Linked DNA regions of Homo sapiens: region 1 is linked to region 2. A link is an interaction called in ENCODE POLR2A ChIA-PET data of the cell type or tissue named here. Cell type or tissue: PC-9. All regions are shown on one strand. Each heading gives the region's core, and the rest is flanking DNA. Links, peaks and the distances in the headings are about the cores only.

Region 1 (6,315 bases), core at 717-5,716, 220 kb after region 2:
ATTGAAAAACATGCCATGGCCTACTGGAGTCAAATAAATCTGGCTTCAAATCACAGTTTTGCTACTTACTAAGTCTGTAACTTTAAGCAAAGTACTTAACCTCTTTTGGCTCCAATTTCCTCAGTTTCAAAATGGGGATAACCTCCATCCTTCTAGAATCTTATGGACACGAGTGTACTCTTCACCCCAGCTGTGATGCATTCCCTGCCCACAGCCCCCACAAAGGGCACAGGTTATGTTGCCAACCACTGCTCGGGGGCAGCCTTAGACATGATTTCCTGTACCAAAACATACACACACCATCAACCTGCTAGTCACAGGGAATGGAACCTGACAGAATGAGTGATGGGAACCTGATTTAGAAGCAAACAATCCCTAGGCTGGCCTTTAACCTATGATGTGCTCTAATGTCAGAGATAATCATGAATTAGCTCAGCCTTTCAAATTATCCTGGGGATTTGAACTAGGAGGTAAAGCTAGATGGCAGCAGGCAGCAAAGCAGGTAAATCTGAGACACAAGGGCAACTCAGAGAGTAGCAGGCTACAATAACGGCGGACTCCCAGAATGACAGTCCACAATCCCTCAGCCTTTTGATTCCAGCCTCTTAGGTGACTAGCTCTCCTCAGCCCTTGCCCTTCCTGAAGCCTAGCTATTCCTTTTTCCTAGGATCTAACAGTAAGCTTCCCACTACCTGAGGTCACAGGAGGGTATCTCTATTCTTTGCAACCAGAGATAAAGTAGGTGGGGAGCCTACACCCACCTGTGAAAGAGGCCATGAGGAGGCAGAAAGCCATTTACCAAGCTGCTTTGTTGGACTTCACTGAAAAGACCGGGAGGGAGAAATGACATGACCCATCTAACTGAGAAGGGCTCAAGATGCCTCTCACAGAGACAGGCTACCAGAGGAAGCAACCAGAGGGCAGGTGGAGGGTAGAACACCCCAGTTACAATAAGTATAGGATAACTTTAAGAAGTTCCATGAAGTGAAACACCAAATAAAGTCCAGAAGCTCTCATACTTTTGCCACAATTTGTAGCCTCAGCTGAAGGGGGGGAAAATATTATTCTAACACTTCTTAAGACTGAAACAAAGCCAAATGTTGCTGGTTTTCTCCTTGAGATAAGGTTCCATTAAGGAATGAAAAAAGAAAGACTATTCAACACCCTCCAAACAAAAACCAAACGACAACAGTGAAAAAACCTAAAAGCAAAGTTTCCCTCTGCTCCCCCATCCAAATACATAATTTAAAAAATGACAGTCAAAATAACAAGCAGTATCAATCCTGCAGGAGCCATTACATGAAGCCTTACCCAATGCTCACCTCCTCCTAGCCTGGCCTCCAATCCTATGCCAGCTTTTCTGGAGCACCTTTGGGGTCCCTTTCCATGTATCATTTATTTTATTACCTAGCTTCCAACCAAAATTTGTTCCACTTCGTGTTTTCTGGTTTAAATAAATGAGTTCTATATTTCGACAGAACGGACAATGGGTTTCAGCAGATACCCATGATGTACATTTCATAGCTATCTACTTCAGCGCCTTTCTCAAATTTGCATATAACAGAAAATTTGTTTACCATAGATTTTAAAGAGGCAGTAGAGGAGCACTACTGCATAAATCAAAGCTGGGAGTGAAACAGGGGTACTCTAACAGGCCAAGGCATAATTTATCCAGATTTATTTTTCGTCAGACCACTACTCAACTGGCCATGAAAATTACTGTTCCTATTAGCTCTTCCTTCAGTCACCAAAAGAACCAAGCAGCTGCTGTATTGACAAAGTATTCACTTCTCACAGAGGTGGGGAGAAGCAGAAAAACTCAGATCTGAAGCCACTGGCCTGGGTCCATTCAATAAGCTATGAGAAATACCTGAGATAACGCTTGGGCTTCTGTTTGGAGCTACACGGTTTTTATTCTACTCTCTCACTGTACAAAATTCAATACCTTCCTGGCATTGAGTGGCAATAGCCCAAGGTGATAAGCAGTGAATCACAACCAACTTCATTGAGTGGTTTTTTGCAGCCTATAAATAAAATCAGAATCTTTGAAGCTAGTAAACCTTGTGAGGTCTGAGTATCTCAAGGTTATTCATTTCTGAACCTCTCTGGAAAGAGTATAAACACAATCAAAAGAACTATGGTTTATGATTCACAGAATTTCTTCATGCACAGAAATTCACCTTTTAATTATCAGAGCATTATACTGAAGCATTGCAGACCTTTAACTTCTCAGCCCCTGTGTTACCAATAAAAATAATAACAATAATAAAGTCAATTTTCCAGCAGTTAAGAAGTACAAAGGTGCCCTCTCCCTCTCCCTCTCCCTCTCTCTCTCGCTCTCGCTCTCCCCACGGTCTCCCTCTCCCTCTCTTTAAACGGTCTCCCTCTGATGCCGAGCCGAAGCTGGACGGTACTGCTGCCATCTCGGCTCACTGCAACCTCCCTGCCTGATTCTCCTGCCTCAGCCTGCCGAGTGCCTGCGACTGCAGGTGTGCGCCGCCACGCCTGACTGGTTTTCATATTTTTTTGGTGGAGACGGGGTTTCGCTGTGTTGGCCGGGCTGGTCTCCAGCTCCTAACCGCGAGTGATCTGCCAGCCTCGGCCTCCCGAGGTGCCGGGATTGCAGACGGAGTCTCGTTCACTCAGTGCTCAATGGTGCCCAGGCTGGAGTGCAGTGGCGTGATCTCGGCTCGCTACAACCTCCACCTCCCAGCAGCCTGCCTTGGCCTCCCAGGGTGCCGAGATTGCAGCCTCTGCCCGGCCGCCACCCCGTCTGGGAAGTGAGGAGCGTCTCTGCCCGGCCGCCCATCGTCTGGGATGTGAGGAGCCCCTCTGCCTGGCTGCCCAGTCTGGAAAGTGAGGAGTGTCTCTGCCCGGCCGCCATCCCATCTAGGAAGTGAGGAGCACCTCTTCCCAGCCGCCATCCCATCTGGGAAGTGAGGAGCGTCTCTGCCCGGCCGCCCATTGTCTGAGATGTGGGGAGCGCCTCTGCCCTGCCGCCCCGTCCGGGATGTGAGGAGCGTCTCTGCCCGGCCGCCCCATCTGAGAGGTGAGGAGACCCTCTGCCCGGCAACCGCCCCGTCTGAGAAGTGAAGAGCCCCTCCGCCCGGCAGCCGCCCCATCTGAGAAGTGAGGAGCCCCTCCGCCCAGCAGCCGCCCCGTCTGGGAAGTGAGGAGCGTCTCCGCCCGGCAGCCACCTCGTCCGGGAGGGAGGAGGGGGGGTCAGCCCCCCGCCCGGCCAGCCGCCCCGTCCGGGAGGGAGGTGGGGGGATCAGCCCCTCGCCCGGCCAGCCGCCCCGTCCGGGAGGTGAGGGGCGCCTCTGCCCGGCCGCCCCTACTGGGAAGTGAGTAGCCCCTCTGCCTGGCCGGCCGCCCCGTCCGGGAGGGAGGTGGGGGGGTCAGCCCCCCGCCCGGCCAGCCGCCTCATCCGGGAGGGAGGTGGGGGGGTCAGCCCCCCGCCCGGCCAGCCACCCCGGTCCGGGAGGGAGGTGGGGGGGTCAGCCCCCCGCCCGGCCAGCCGCCTCGTCTGGGAGGTGAGGGGCGCCTCTGCCCGGCCGCCCCTACTGGGAAGTGAGGAGCTCCTCTGCCCGGCCACCACCCCGTCTGGGAGGTGTACCCAACAGCTCATTGAGAATGGGCCATGATGACAATGGCGGTTTTGTGGAATAGAAAGGGGGGAAGGGTGGGGAAGAGATTGAGAAATCGGATGGTTGCCGTGTCTGTGTGGAAAGAGGTAGACATGGGAGACTTTTCATTTTGTTCTGTACTATGAAAAATTCTTCTGCCTTGGGATCCTGTTGAACTGTGACCTTACCCCCAACCCTGTGCTATCTGAAACATGTGCTGTATCCACTCAGGGTTGAATGGATTAAGGGCGGTGCAAGATGTGCTTTGTTAAACAGATGCTTGAAGGCAGCATGCTCCTTAAGAGTCATCACCACTCCCTAATCTCAAGTACCCAGGGACACAAACACTGCGGAAGGCCGCAGGGTCCTCTGCCTAGGAAAACCAGAGACCTTTGTTCACTTGTTTAACTGCTGACCTTCCCTCCAATATTGTCCTGTGACCCTGCCAAATCCCCCTCTGCGAGAAACACCCAAGAATGATCAATAAAAAATTAAAAATGAAAAAAAAAAAAAAAGAAGTACAAAGGTGAGCAGCAAAACATTAGCTTCAGGAAAACACTACAGATCTAAATTGTTTTTAAAATGATTAAATTGATTAAATGGAAAGAATAAATGTAATTCCTCATTATGCCACAATGAAATTTCAAAACAGTTATTCAACAAATGGCAAACACCTCTTTAGAAATCTGGGTAATTTGAAGTGGGGATTTTCAATTTGTTGGGGGCATCTGCCAAGACCCCCTTCTCTGTCCCCCAATACTTCCAATTCAAGGATGAGATCTGGCACTGCCATTTTGGCATCAGATGAGCCTGGCTGCTCTACCTCCCACCTTTGCTGGGCAAAAAATGGGCTGAGTCAATCCGATTTTTCCTCTCAGGAATTGAAAATACAATTGGAAAATGCTCAATGTGTTTCTCAAGTTGCTTCAATAACTGAGACATAAACTCAGAAGCTATAGTGCAGCCTGGTTTAGCCATGTGGAGTGAAAGCCAGTTTAGTGAGAGAAAGAAAGAAAACAGAATAGGGTGCTGAGCTAGCATTCTAATTCCTGATGTAAAATCTTCCTTAGGCCCAGCTGAGCCTGAGTTCCATAACCTATTAGAATTCTTTCAGTAAATTTTCCTTTTTGTTTAATTTAGAAGATTTCTCTTAATTTCAGTCTATTTTAATCAGGGCTGGAGTCACATAAGTATGGGATGAGAGGTAAGCAATGCTAGAATGATCTTTCTGCAAGTGAAAATAAAATAAGATAATCATCAAAATTCAGAGCCAGAAAGCCCTTTGATCAAAAGAGATGGAGCTGACGCACCATTTGAGAATTTGATTCCTATTTCTGTCATGTATTTATTATAGTATCTTAGTTCAAAACCAAAGAGCCTCAAGTTTCTACATGTCGAACAGGCAACACTTCCTTTCCAAAGGCATTTCCTGCTGTCCTCCCTGCCCCCAACCATACTGATACTCAGCAGGTGTCTCTTGCATCTTCCCTCAAGTGTTAATTTGCTCATGTTTAGCTTCTTCTCAGAAGCCTACAATGGTTTCCAACTGCTTCATATGTCAAATTAAAACTGATAAAGTGCTTCAACCTTTAGTTCTGCATTATCTAACCACTGTTGTTACCCATTATGCCTAGTTCAGTCCTAGCATCAGCCCTCTGTTCACCACCCATGGCTACAAGACTCCCACTTTAAGTTGAGAGCACAGCAGCTGCTGGTGCCTCCTCTCAGAAATGGCACATGAAGAGTAAAGAAGAGGAATCTTGGAGTCTAGACACTTCGATACCAGTCCTGATTCTTTTATTAACCTGTCATCATTTAATTTCTACAGGCCTGACTTCTCTATAAAATGAAGATGCTGAGGTTTGACCACTGGATTTCAGCTTTTTTCCTGCCCCAAATCATCTAAGAGGGATGGCAAGGACACATGAAAGATTAAGTAACAACTTTTTTTTTTTTTTTTGAGACAGATTCTCACTCTGTCACCCAGGCTGGAGAGCAGTGGCACAATCTTGGCTCACTGCAACCTCCGCCTCCCGGGTTCAAGTGATTCTCCTGCCTCAGCCTCCCAAGTAGCTGGGATTACAGGCGCGTGCCACCACGCCCAGCTAATTTTTTGTAGAGACAGGGTTTCACTGTGTTAGCCAGGATGGTCTCGATCTCCTGACCTCATGATCTGCCCGCCTCGGTCTCCCAAAGTGCTGGGATTACAGGTGTGAGCCACCACGCCTGGCCAATAATAACATTTTTAAAAAACAGAACAAAATATGTCACATCAACTGAGTAAAAAAATAGCCAGAAAGACATTGCTGTTGGCTTGGATGGCATCACAGCAGAGGTAGAACTTGGCTAAACTATGAAGGAAAAGAAGGACATGGATCAATGGAAGGGCTGCACTTATGTCAATTAAGCTTTCATTTACTTTTGTGTTGGTTGTTCACAAATAGTATTAATAGATCATTGGAAGAAACATATATTAAGAGACTGGACTGGAAAGGAAGAAACTATTCTAAACACTTACCAAACACATATTGAGAAGGTTCTTGATAAGGCTAAGGATAGGGCTAAAGGAGAAACTCAAAGACAAATGGACATAATCCACCACAGTCTAACCTCTGAGGGCAAGGACCATATCTGCTTTGCTCACACTGTGCTCCCAACCCCTAAGAGCACCTTGCAACAAATAAATATT
Region 2 (6,315 bases), core at 666-5,665:
GGGTTTTTATGGTTTTAGGTCTAACATTTAAGTCTTTAATCCATCTTGAATTAATTTTTGTATAAGGTGTAAAGAAGGGATCCAGTTTCAGCTTTCTACATATGGCTAGCCAGTTTTCCCAGCACCATTTGTTAAATAGGGAATCCTTTCCCGATTTCTTGTTTTTGTCAGTTTTGTCAAAGATCAGATAGTTGTAGATGTGGTATTATTTCTGAGGGCTCTGTTCTGTTCCATTGGTCTATATCTCTGTTTTGGTACCAGTACCATGCTGTTCTGGTTACTGTAGCCTTGTAGTATAGTTTGAAGTCAGGTAGTGTGATGCCTCTAGCTTTGTTCTTTTGGCTTAGGATTGACTTGGCAATGCGGGCTCTTTTTTGGTTCCATATGAACTTTAAAGTAGTTTTTTCCAGTTCTATGAAGAAAGTCATTAGTAGCTTGATGGGGATGGCATTGAATCTATAAATTACCTTGGGCAGTATGGCCATTTTCACAATATTGATTCTTCCTATCCATGAGCATGGAATGTTCTTCCATTTGTTTATGTCCTCTTTTATTTCATTGAGCAGTGATTTGTAGTTCTCCTTGAAGAGGTCCTTCACATCCCTTGATTTTTTTCATTTTGTAGCAGATATTGCTTCTTACATCTCACTCTGCTTTTGGGCACCGTTTTCTTCCTGTGTTGGTGGCTCTTGCTTTCCAGGTCTGTGGGTGATGAACTCTCTTAGTCTGTATGTGCCTCCAGCTGTTTCTGTTTCCCCCTCACTCTGGAATAGTAGTATAGAATTCCAACTTGACATTTATTTCCCGTTGGCACTTGAAGACATTTTTCCATTGTCCTTAGGCATCTGTAATTGCTGATGAGAAGTCTGCATCCCTTGTCAGTAATCTGTTGTGTCACTCTGATAGCTTTAGCCAGGATGTGTCCATATGTGAATTTGTTTTTATTTATTCTGCTCAGTGTGATTTTTAACTTAAGTACTGTACCCTGGACTATGGAGGTATCTCTATGGAATGAATTCCTGGTGGCCTCTGCCAGGGCCCATTGGGTTTTATTGAATGAACCGGTTTGTATGTTAATTTCTTGGCCCCCTAACTGCCACACAGCTTAGATAGTGCCAGCGTCAAGCTGCACACATCCAAGCCAGGCACAGGGTCAAGGGCTCAGATTTCTCAAGACTCTTTTTCACCTATGGCCTGAAGTAGCTGGCCTCCTCCACAGCAACCCCTCCAGTTGGTGGCAAAAGGTTTTCTAACTGGACTAGAATTTTTTGGCTCACAGCTTTATGCAGGAAGCCATCCCAGCTCCCTATCACATGGGCTCATGGCCTTGACTTCTGCCCCCAAGGTGCTTTAAAGCATTGACATCTGATGTCTCATCAGCCCAGTTAACAATAATAATGGTAGTAAAATCAACTACCATGTACCAAGTGCTTACCATGTGGCAGGCACTGTTCTAGGTGCTTTATATGTATTCACTTATTCTAACCTCATAACAACCCTACCTGCCGCAGTTGCTGTCCTTATCACAGTTAGAAAGTGAGTAGAAAATGTGTTGTCCTGTCTCTTGTGGTTACCCCTGGTGTCACATGGCTTTAAACTACCATTACTTCTGCGGCCCCAGGGGATTTTCTTGCTTGCTTTGAGCTTGGCTCTGGGCATGTACACATCTGTGTATTTGTAAATTTATATGTATATATAAATGTATGTGTGTATAAATAGAATACTTCATTTCTGCCTCCTGCCTCCATCTCCCTGTTCCCCAGCATGTCTGGAGCACACCTGCTGTCTTGACCAACCCCCTCCCCGTTCTGATTAGTAACCCTTATTCTGAATGTTTTTTAGGATCTTTTTATTTTCTTATTTTCCCTCAGTTTTAGGATTTTATGGAAGCCCATCATAAATCTTGAGGATGAAAAGGTCAGCCAGCCCATTTCACTGCTTATAGGCAGGATTACAGCTACACTAAGGACAGCATTCTTTGTTTTTATTAGTAGGGATTCAGCTTCACTCATTATTTGGACCTAGTAAAATCTCTTTACTGTGGTGCCAAGTCTTCCTTAATTTATTAAGTAATTATTCACCTATAGATCTATAGACAGGATCTTAGGTTGTTTGCTTAAAGTTAGTTATTTCCTATTTAACAATACCATTCCAATTTTTCTACTTGTAATACTTTGTATATGGTTGTGAAATGGGAAGAAAAATAAGAAAGAAAATATATTTGTTTGGTAAAATGTCATGGGCTTTACAAGTCTGTTTCATAATTGGCCAAGTAATATTTCCAGTAATGGTGAGATTTCAGCAAAGAATCAAGTTTGTTTGAAATTTATGCATGTGCAAACCCATGTTTACACATACACACACACTCACTTTTTGTCATCGGAAATGCTTGCCCTCTCCTGGTGTCAGTTCCCACGCAGGGGAAAGGGGAGAGGACACCGTTGCCTCTGCCGTAGCTGGCTGGTAGGAATGCTCAGTGTGGCACAGTAGATAACTCCTGATAATCAGGCTGCACTACAATTCATTTAATAAGAAATGAGAAGCTCTGCTCTTGTTTTGCTTGTCTGAAAGCTCTTATCTGTATGTAACATAGAACTCCCTAGCAACTGTGAATGCCTCTTGTCTCCAGAACTGGGGAAAAGACCATAAAAGCTGTTTTTCACACATGTATGCAAGAATATTCTCCTCTTTTCTCAGGATCAGCCTGTTTAAAAAAGCATTCAGGGCTTTCCATATCAAAGGTATTTAGAATTGGCCCTGGAAGCTATGGAATGAAAACAGGAATGTTGTTTACTACATTTTACAAAACTTTCTTTTATTCACAAGAGTGCATACTATTATTAGCCAGAATAAGGGGAATGAAGAGGGGAAGAAATATGATGTGAATAAATATGATGTGATGCCTGCCCTCTGGGAACTAACAAACAATGCAAATGCTGTGCTTTCTGCTAGAGATTCCTTCTGGAACATATGTATGCACATTGCAGCAGAAGGGGTCTTGCCTCCCTGAAGAAATAGTGATGTGAACGCTTTTCTAAAGTACTTTGGAATTAATTTATTTTTTAGATTCCTTATGACAGATTTCGTTCAAGCTAGGTAAATCTGCAGCATTCCGACTCTGAACATAGAAGATATTGGTGATAACTTTTGTTTTGAAGAACCTGCTAGATTTAGAAACCCTTGACTAGTCTAGGGAGCATCAGGCTTTCTGAAATGCTTTTCTGGCTCTTAATTCTAAACATAATTATAAAAGTTGTTTTTAACTCAAAATGTAGAAATGAAACAGAAATTGAAGATAGCATCATTAGGGAAAAGTCTTTAAATACGTACATTTATAATCAGATCTACATTTATCTCTCCGTCCATTCACACTTAGATGATGTTTAGCTATTTAAGAAGACAAAATGTGACCATTTTCTATGAAATTTCTTTCCATTTCAATGATTTGCTTTAATGTAATCTGAAAGATTTATAATTATGTTGTATACTCAGACTTGCTTCTTGCCAGTCACTCTGCAAATCACTTCTATAGTTATCCTCCATGCTTTTGAGAGTGAGGTGTTGCAGGGATTAGGTGTTTTGTATAGTGACCCTTGTCACCCTAAAGGAGGTATGTGTCTGTGAGCTCATACCCACAAATGTGGAATGTTCCTTTTCAGCTTTTACTCTGCTGATGGTCTAAACCTGCCTTATAACTTAGTTAACCGGATGTCTCCCATGAACTCAGTGACTCATGACAATGATGACTTTCATGTTCAGGAGGCAGCATGATCTCACCTCCCTCCCTGTGGGAAGCATTTGACTCCTTCCCTGCCATAGATCTTTTTCTAACTTTCAGTGGGTTCTTGAAAGCCTCTCTCTTCACAGCAATTTTCACTTCCCTACCTCTCTACCAGCTTTGCATGCAATATTCCCCACCTGAAACCTAACCATATTAATAATAATGCTTCTACTATTTTTATTTTTATTTTTTTTAGAGACAGGGCCCCACCATGTTGCTCAGGCTAGTTTCTAACTCCTGGGTTCAAGGAGTCCTCCTGCCTCCACCTCGCAAAGTGGGATTATAGGCATGAGCCACCATGCCTGGCCTCTACTTTCTATCAATATGTATTTGTTTCATACAGTTGACTGAACATCTTTTTATGTTTTATGTATGTTGTTTATAAGGATTTCTGTGTTTGATTATACGCTTCTAAAGAGCAATTCATGGATCTTTCTTGGGCTACTTGACAGTACCTTGCATAGAACATGTGTATAGCACCCCTTGTAAATATTTCCCTATATACTTGCATACACGTACATACACGTGCGTACACACACGAGGCATCCATATAAAAGGATTTTCCTGTCTAAAACCCTTTAGCTATTTTTTAAACTTCTTTATGGGTCTCTTGTCCTGGCTGAACATAAGACAACCTTTTCTTGATTACCCAAGCTTATCAGCAACATCAGTTATTGCTCAGTGTTATAATGGTGGCTTCAAGGTCTATTGAGGTGTGTAAAGCTTTTTGATCCTACAGTAAATGGCTAAAGATAGCCATTGTTTTTAGGTTTCATATTACAGTGTTTTTCCCTGCTTTTATGGTTATGTGTTCCTCACTGGGTTTTTAAAGCTGCTGTCAGTATATTTGGCTCTAGGAATCCCTTCTTGCTCATTTTTCACTTCTCAATGATTATTTCTGATTAGTTCACAAAGTCAGATTATCACTTTTGTAAATATAAATAAGAACAAAGCTCTGAGTAGAAACCTGTCCTACAAAAGAAAGTACATGGATGCTATGAAAGCTATTTAGCATCACCATGTGACAATAGAATAGGAAGAGGTCCTGAAAATCATTCAGTTCAGTCCTTTTAATTTACAGATGAGAGAACTGCTGTTGGGACTTACCCATGGTCACACAATTTCTTAACATTCCATTCAGATTAGAACCAAAGTTTCTCACTTCCAGTTCAGTGATTAGCTCTCAACCTGTTCCACTATAGTTGAAGTTGCTGGAAGTCAGATTTATGTAGGTGGCTATTATTTTACAGATATGTATATATGAGTATACATCCAAAAACATTAATCTCATTAACAGATGTGTGTGTAATATGTTTATAGATGTATGTCCACATGCTTATACACATACAGAGGCACTGACTACACAGCACTGATGCTGGTTGTATGCACCATGTGTTATGATGCCCTCTAGGTGTGAGATCTAAACCTAGGGAGAGAGCAAAGACAAGAATGTTGAGTCAGAAGAAGAAATGGATAAAGGAAATCTCACCTAATTAGCCTCCAATTCAGGGCCCTGTGCATCGGATTTCCCCAGACTCACCATGAAGAAAGCAGGCCTGTCTATGGGCAGCTCTTAGCTGTATGTTGATCACGATGCAAATAGCGGTCATGGGAAAATTCTTTTAGGATCTTTTCTCTAGGCTTCATTCTGGCCAGTTTTCTCTACACTGACTTCTAGTTCACTAATTTTCTTTATAATATTCACTCTTTTACATATCCATTGAGGTTTTTAGTTCACTAGATCTTTCAATTACAGAAATTCTGTTTTTCTCTTTTAAATTTCTCTAGCCTTTTGAAAATAACTTGTTCCTTTTTCATGTATTCAGTTCTTTATTTCTTTCATAATTTTACAGCTACTTATTTTATAGTCTGTATTCAGTAATTCCATTACCTGAAGTTCTTGGGTGATCTTATTATGCTTTTTGCTTGACTGCTGATTCTGGCTGGCAGTAGATGATTCTCTGGTGTATTTTGTAATTTTTTTATTATGAAGCCATATCTGACAGGGCTTTATTTGTGGGATCTTGTTGAGAGTGCATCTCTTTAAAGCACTTTTGCATTGGCTTTTGCCTGATGCTCCAGGTCTAAGCCAGGGCCATTTTCCATATTTACCTCTTAGCTTGGGGGCTTCTGGACCACAGAGTTAGTACATCTGACCCCAAGCCTGTCTGAGAGCAGACTATCAATTCTTAGGGCAGACTCCCATACCCCCTGTCCCATTGCCACCCACCAAAATCTATAATCTGGCTGAAACTTTATTAAGGTTGAAACCTTATAGAAGGGAGGGGATGAAACAAAGGCTGTGAATATGGGTGACTCAGAATGGAGCAGGGAAGGCACCTTTAACCTTTCTCTGGCCCCCTTGCCCTGTCCCATTAAGATATCCCTCCCAGCCGGGTGCGGTGGCTCACGCCTGTAATCCCAGCACTTTGGGAGGCCAAGGCAGGCGGATCACGAGGTCAGGAGATCGAGACCATCCTGGTTAACACGGTGAAATGCCGTCTCTACTAAAAATACAAGAAATTAGCCGGGTG

Evidence for each region. Peaks named below come from ENCODE experiments on the same cell type or tissue, not always from the same donor. Only the 100,000 strongest peaks of a DNase experiment are listed, where the experiment ranks them.
Region 1: POLR2A ChIA-PET joins it to region 2 with 7 read pairs; 2 of 35 experiments call an interaction of 5 or more read pairs at or near these places.

What each region holds. Positions count from the first base shown.
Region 1 is chr4:151,523,573-151,529,887 of GRCh38, reverse strand. The region is part of intron 3 of FHIP1A (FHF complex subunit HOOK interacting protein 1A); the gene reads right to left. Among named protein-coding and RNA genes, the nearest start is that of FHIP1A, 120 kb to the right of the region's middle. RefSeq lists an enhancer at 4,837-5,401. In PC-9, for the core only: no CTCF peak of the experiment used is centred there; no DNase peak of the experiment used is centred there.
Region 2 is chr4:151,742,245-151,748,559 of GRCh38, reverse strand. All of the region lies in intron 2 of GATB (glutamyl-tRNA amidotransferase subunit B), which reads left to right. Among named protein-coding and RNA genes, the nearest start is that of GATB, 16 kb to the left of the region's middle. In PC-9, for the core only: no CTCF peak of the experiment used is centred there; a DNase peak (open chromatin) is centred at 3,689; H3K27ac peaks cover 3,089 bases.